Regions from separate parts of the Mus musculus genome. Here region 1 is linked to region 2. Evidence: chromatin contacts called from ENCODE Hi-C or POLR2A ChIA-PET data. All regions are on one chromosome and are shown on one strand. The core of a region is the stretch at or near the end of the contact, and the rest is flanking DNA. Distances in the headings are between cores, read along the strand shown. Region 1 holds the start of Cdc6 (cell division cycle 6). Region 2 overlaps Wipf2 (WAS/WASL interacting protein family, member 2).

The links. A loop is a pair of places that touch in the nucleus more often than their neighbours do. ChIA-PET counts read pairs that join two places held with the same protein, here RNA polymerase II (POLR2A).
Region 1: POLR2A ChIA-PET joins it to region 2 with 11 read pairs in embryonic stem cell. The contact joins the promoter of Cdc6 here to the enhancer-like site in region 2. A Hi-C loop is called at or near these places in 11 of 37 maps with a recorded cell type or tissue (CH12.LX, Patski, gastrocnemius and 6 more). POLR2A ChIA-PET finds 5 or more read pairs at or near these places in 3 of 5 experiments (Patski and embryonic stem cell).

What each region holds. Positions count from the first base shown.
Region 1 is chr11:98,906,405-98,909,391 of GRCm38, forward strand. It overlaps Cdc6 (cell division cycle 6), which reads left to right and starts at 1,397. Exons shown (of 12, transcript NM_001025779.2): 1 at 1,397-1,577; 2 at 2,233-2,426. The coding sequence starts at 2,246. RefSeq lists an enhancer at 1-237.
Region 2 is chr11:98,870,814-98,873,807 of GRCm38, forward strand. The region is part of intron 1 of Wipf2 (WAS/WASL interacting protein family, member 2); the gene reads left to right. Among named protein-coding and RNA genes, the nearest start is that of Wipf2, 8.7 kb to the left of the region's middle. Within about 2 kb of position 1,383, at least 2 of the 3 ENCODE cell types and tissues checked have a DNase peak (open chromatin) inside an H3K27ac peak, as active enhancers do; they include heart and left cerebral cortex, where a contact is called at or near this core.

The DNA.
Region 1 (2,987 bases), core at 147-2,646, 36 kb after region 2:
AAAACTTCCTAGGGAGCCGGGCGGTGATGGCACACGCCTTTAATCCCAGCACTTGGGATTTCTGAGTTCAAGGCCAGCCTGGTCTACAAAGTGAGTTCCAGGACAGCCAGGGCTATAGAGAAACCCTGTCTCGAAAAATAAACAAACCAAACAAAACCAAAAACCTTCCTCGGGTGCTTATAAAGACTAATTAAGGTGATAGAGGTAAAATAACGAGCTCAGACCCACACACTTACGTTGGCTCTTCCCAGCTATTTGAAATGAGAGGTAACTGGCGATTGTGCTGTTGTGCTCCTACTTGTAGCTTTGTGTCTGTTTTATTTGGTATCAGACAATAAAAGATATATCCTATAGCCAGGTGTGGTGGCGCACACCTTTAATCTCAGCACTTGGGAGGCAGACCCAGACAGATCTCTTGAGTTTAAGGCCAGCCTAGTCTACGTAGTTCCAAGACAGCCAGAGCTACAAATAAAAAGTCTCAGAAAACAATAACAACCAAAACAAAACAAACCAAGAACAAAATCCCATAGACTTTACCATTACCTAGAATTGGGCTCTGGTCTTTAGAAGAACCCGAGTAACCTTGGAGCCTGACCTGCCTGCAAATGGCTGCTCTAGTTACATTTTTCATTAAATGCTCAGCTTGCCTTGCCGATAACTCTTTTCCTTGGGTCCCAGACCCTAGTGCTTGGCCATAAGAGATTTTCAAATTAAAGAGACATAATTTTACTCCCTATGATGTGTAGCTAGATGGATGTTAAGGCAGCACTTGGAATGTATGACCTTGAAATTATACGTTTGGTGTTGCACTTGTTTCTCACTGAGCAAGCGCAAGTCAACAAATAGTGAGATGATGTCAGTTTGCTTAGATAGGTCTAGAACTTGCCCCCCCGCCCCCCAAAAAAATACCCTGGTTCGAGTTATCAGCTCCTCCCCACAGAAAATTCTGTGACCTTATACATTCATTTGCTTCATGCCATACAGGACCGCCCCCCAAAAAGTAGGCCTTGTAGCCCTCTTAAAATCTAGCCCACCAGAATAATGAAAATAGGGATGTTTGGCAGATAAGATGAGCAAAGGTAGCCCAGTAGAATGAGGACGTTAGGCAACGGTGGGGAGGCTGGGTGGAGGACAAAGTAGAAATAAAAATACGGAAGTAGATGTGCGTAGAGGCAAAAAAAAAAAAAAAAAAAAAAAAACTACACTTCCCGCCAGGCTTTACGGCGTGACGCGCTCGTAAACGCGCGCCTTTCCTCCGAGGTCTCAAAAGTTAACGCCCTCCCGGGCGAGTGGGTGTGACTTCGTGGTGGTCGCTGAGACCTGGGGCTGTCCTATTGGCTGCCGGCCGTCACCGGCGAAGGCGTGGTGATGAGTGACAACTAATCAGAAGCCTGGCTGGACTTTGGCGGGAGACGAGAAGGCTGAAGTAGAGCGGCTTTGGCGCGAGTTGACTTTGCAGCTGCTGTAGAATTTGTGGCGGGAGAGTTTTTACGGTGGTGATCGAGACGCGAGGAGTGTGCACTGAGCGACACGGCCCTGAAGAGTGCAAAGCTCCGCGAGGTCTGGTGTCCAGAGAGGTGAGGCTGGTCCGAGCAAGGCCGGTGGAGAGCGGGAAATCGCCTGGGGTCTGAGGCTGGGTCAGGGAGGGGGTTGTGAGCTCTAGAAGCGGTTCGAGCACGCCGCGTTGGGAAGGAGAGAGCTGCTGGGAGGAAACGGTGTAGGGTGGGGTCGGGAGTTTGGTGGAGTGCTGGCTAGTTTTGAGCAGAGGACGCAGCTGCCCTTGCCCAGGACTTGGGAGAGCCTAAAGGTGACGGTCTGGAACCAAACCAGTGCTAAAGACGTCTCACATGTCTGCAGGGAAGGAGCTAAAGTATTATAGAAATAAATGGAGACAGACTTCTGGCATCATACAAGTGTAAGAACTTGGCTTCTGGTCCCAGGGTGCCCAGGGTGATAGCCGTGTGTTTCTGTGACTATCTCTTTAAGAGAGGGCTAATAGTGTCTACATTTGACGTATGGTAAGACTGTAGTGTGTAATATGTGTATAACGGAATGTTACACGTACTAGGCAGACAGACGTTACCCTTTATTACATAGATTTGCATGGGAAGCACAACTAAATGTTAAAAATGCTATGTTAACGTGATTTATGGAGTGCTGGTCCCCAATATAATTATTTATATTGCTCTGTGTGTTTTTCTCTTTGCTCTCCTGATTTTCCTTTGTATCCAGTTGTGTGGCCATCATGCCTCAAACCAGATCCCAGACACAAGCTACCATCGGTTTTCCGAAAAAGAAGCTATCTAATACCCTGAAGAAACCCAATTCCCGGGATTGTGAAGTAAAACTTAGAAACGTCCAGCCTGTACCCACCACTCCGTGTGTGGACGTAAAACTTCTGCCTCTCAGTCCCCGAAAACGTCTGGGTAAGCCCTCCGCTTTGTGAGTGCGACTTTGTGACTGAGCTCTCAGCCTTTCCTGCCTTGATGCTGAGGTGCCTGGCTCTTAAAACCAGAGCTGTATTTGCCTTCATAATGGCTGCCAAGTGTGTACCGAATTTCACGGTTGAGCCGTACACTAGAGATCATTTGCTAAGGAACCTAGGTTTGATCTTCATTTCCTTAGTTCTGTCCTTTACATTTCCCTTGAAGTTATAGTGTTATGGAACTCGCCTGCGTGCTTGTGAAATTAAGAGGAAACAAATAACCCGGGAGGTGGTGAGCTTGCTTTTAATCCCAGCACTCAGAAGGCAGAGGCAGGTGGGTCTCTTGAGTTTGGGGCCAACCTGGTCCACAGAGTGAGTTTCAGGCCAGCCTGGGTTAACCCAGAGAACTCCTGTCTTGAGAAAGAAAAATTTGATGAGATTCTTAATATTTTTTTAATTTTTGCTATCAAATAGTACTTGACAGCCATTTCCGGTTTTCGATGTGTTTGGTGTTTTTGGAGAAATGATCTCTAACTCAGGCTGGCCTGGAACTCGCTTTTGT
Region 2 (2,994 bases), core at 133-2,632:
TTCTCGGTCTCCTTCATTTCCTACCAGCTGAACTCTAACCCAACCCTTAGCTCATTAAAAAGAAATTGCATGTGTGTACAGGATTGCTCACACATGCCTGGGGAGGGGAGAGGAGGGTGTCAGACTCCATGCAGGTCATAGGTGGTTGTGAGCCAGCAGGTAGAGATTAGACTTGGGTCATGTGGAAGGACGGCAAGTGCTCTTAACAGTGGAAACGTCTCTCCAGCCCCTTGCTTTGTTTCTTGAGGCAGGGTGTTGTAGCTCAGGCTGGCGATTAAGTGTGTGCCACTATGCTCAGTGTTGGTTGGTTGGTTTGTTTCCTTTGAAATAGTTCTCAAGTTCATGGCAAATAAGGACATTTCCCCTAATGTGCACCAAGCACCGTGCTGGGTGTTAGAGATACAGCCAAGCAAACTGGCTTGAGGTTTTGCCTCTGTGACAGTTATGGCCTAGTAGAAAAGACCTCCATGAAAGACATGATTAACTGTTGCTGCGTTCCCAATGTAGGCAGCTAATGGGGAGCCCAGGCTGACTGAGGAGAGGGCAGTCGGGAGAACTTGGAGGGACTGACTTTTAAGGTGAAACCTTAGGATGAGGGAGGATTTAAAGGTGTGGAAAGAAAGCCCTTATACGCCCAGGTGAGAAGAGAAAGATCAGGGCCAAGAGAAGGCACTTGAGTTAGCTAACTGGTTAATTTCTATGGTACTGAAGACCAGACCAAGGGCCTGCTTGAGGCCAGGCAAGTCCCTGCCTCTGAGCTTCCCCCCCACGTGAGCTTCAGAGACTGCTAAGCTCAGCATCAGGAAATGTGCGGGGGAACTCTCTCCACAGTGCTGGCTACTGCTGTGGATGCTGAAGTTGCCTGCATCTTTATCTTTGTCTTTGGATCTTGTTTCCCACCAGAATTCCCCTTAGTAACGCCTATCCCTTTAGTCTCATCTTCTCCTGGTTTTGTAAATTAAGCCTGGTTGGCTGGACTAGGTTTTAAGATTCCTGGGGAGCAGTCCTTAGATTAAGGGGGTGCTGGGGTTTAAGTTGGTGACTGAGGGAACAAAAGGTCTGTAGTTGTAGGGAATCATGACGGCTTTTCTGGATGTTCCCGGGGCCAAGCAGAGAATACAGATATTCTTATATGAGCTTGTGAGAATAGTGTTCTATCATCCAATCATCTGGGGTGTGTTTTTCCACAGGACACGCAAGTGAATGAGTGCCCTGAGGGAGGGCTGTCCTGACCCAGAATGGATGGAGGCATTTTTATCTGGGGCCATTCTAACAGTGGGAAAGCATTGGAAGCTGCTGACTTTGGTTCAGAGAGCCCAGCATTCACAGCCCAGATGGTCCTGTGTGACTGAGTACTTTTCTTATGTAATTGGATCAGCCTGCTCTGCTTTCATAACTTCAAGCAGACTCTTGATTTAGCCCTAACGCTGGCGATCAAGGAGCCCTGATGTGCAAGTGCTTCCAGCAGCTCTGCAAGAGGCGGCTGCATTTCTGGTGGCTCAAGGGTATGAGCATGTGAGAGGAATGTCATGGTGCTGGCATTAGATTATCTGTGGTGAGTTGGGACTTACTACATTCTTTGAAATGAGGCATGGCAGCTCTCCCTCTGTGGTGTGACGCTCATGGGGCTTCTGCTTAGAGTTTCTGTCAGGCCTTTTCTTAGTGAAGTCTGTTACTGGCTTCCTTCCTTTCTCTGGATGTGCTTACTGCTTTGTGTTTGCGGTGTGCACATGAAGGATGCTCTGATGGAGGTGGGCAGCTACTTTAAGAGATATGGCTAGCTTACAGTAAGAGCCTATTTTGCCATCAGAGAGTAGGTCTCTGTCTTTTTTGTTTGTATTAGATTTATTTTATTTTATTTTTTTAAAGACAGACACTCACAGTGTAGTCTTGACTGGCTGGCCTGGAACTCTGGGTCTGGTTATTGTAATGCTACCCTTAAAAGAAAAAAATAGAGCCTGGTCTACAGAGTGAGTTCCAGGACAGCCAGGGCTACACAGAGAAACCCTGTCTCGAAAAACCAAAAAAAAAAAAAAAAAAAGAAAAAAAAAAAGGAAGGAAGGAAGAAAGGAAAGAAAGAAAAATGAAAATGAAAAATAGGCAGGGGGTTGGAGACTCAGACTCAGAGGTTAAGAGCACTGGCTGCTCTTCCAGAGGTCCTAAGTTCAATTCCCAGCTACCACATGGTGTCTCACAGCCATCTATAATAGGATCTGATGCCCTCTTCTGGCATACAGGTTTCATGCAGATAGAGCACTCATACATAAAATAAATAAATTAAAAGAAAGAAAGAAAGAAAGAAAGACAGACAGACAGACAGCTGGACACTTAATCCCAGCCTGGAGGAGGGAGACAGGTGATCTCTATGAGTCCAGAGCTAGCCAGGCCAGTGATGACTACATAATAAAGAGACCCTGTCTCAAAAGAATGAGAAAACAAGACCTTAAAAGTGATAAAGTAAGTATCTTAGAGTTTCCATTGCTTTAAAGAGACATCATGACCAAGGTAACTTATAAAGGACAACTTTTTTTTGTTTGTTTTTTTGTTTTCAAGACAGGGTTTCTCTGTGTAGTCCTGGCTGTCCTGGAACTCACTCTGTAGACCAGGCTGGCCTTGAACTCAAAAATCCACTTGCCTCTGCCTCCCAAGTGCTGGGATTAAAGGCGTGCACCACCACTGCCCAGCTAAAGACAACATTTAATTGAGGCTGGCTCTGGACTGTTCAGAGGTTCAGTCCATTATCATCAAGGCAGGAAACATGGCAGCAGCCATGGTAGCGCCCAGGCAGGTGTGGCGCTGGAGGAGCTGAGAGTTCTACATCTTCATCTAAAGGAAGCCAGGAGCAGACTAGCTTCCAGGCATCTAGGAGAAGACTGGCTCCCACATGGTTAGGAGGAGGGTCTCCTTGCCCACCCCACAGTGGCACACTTTCTTTAACAAGGCCATACCTCCAAATAGTGCCCCTCCATGGGCCAGTGTGACCCCTCCTGCCTC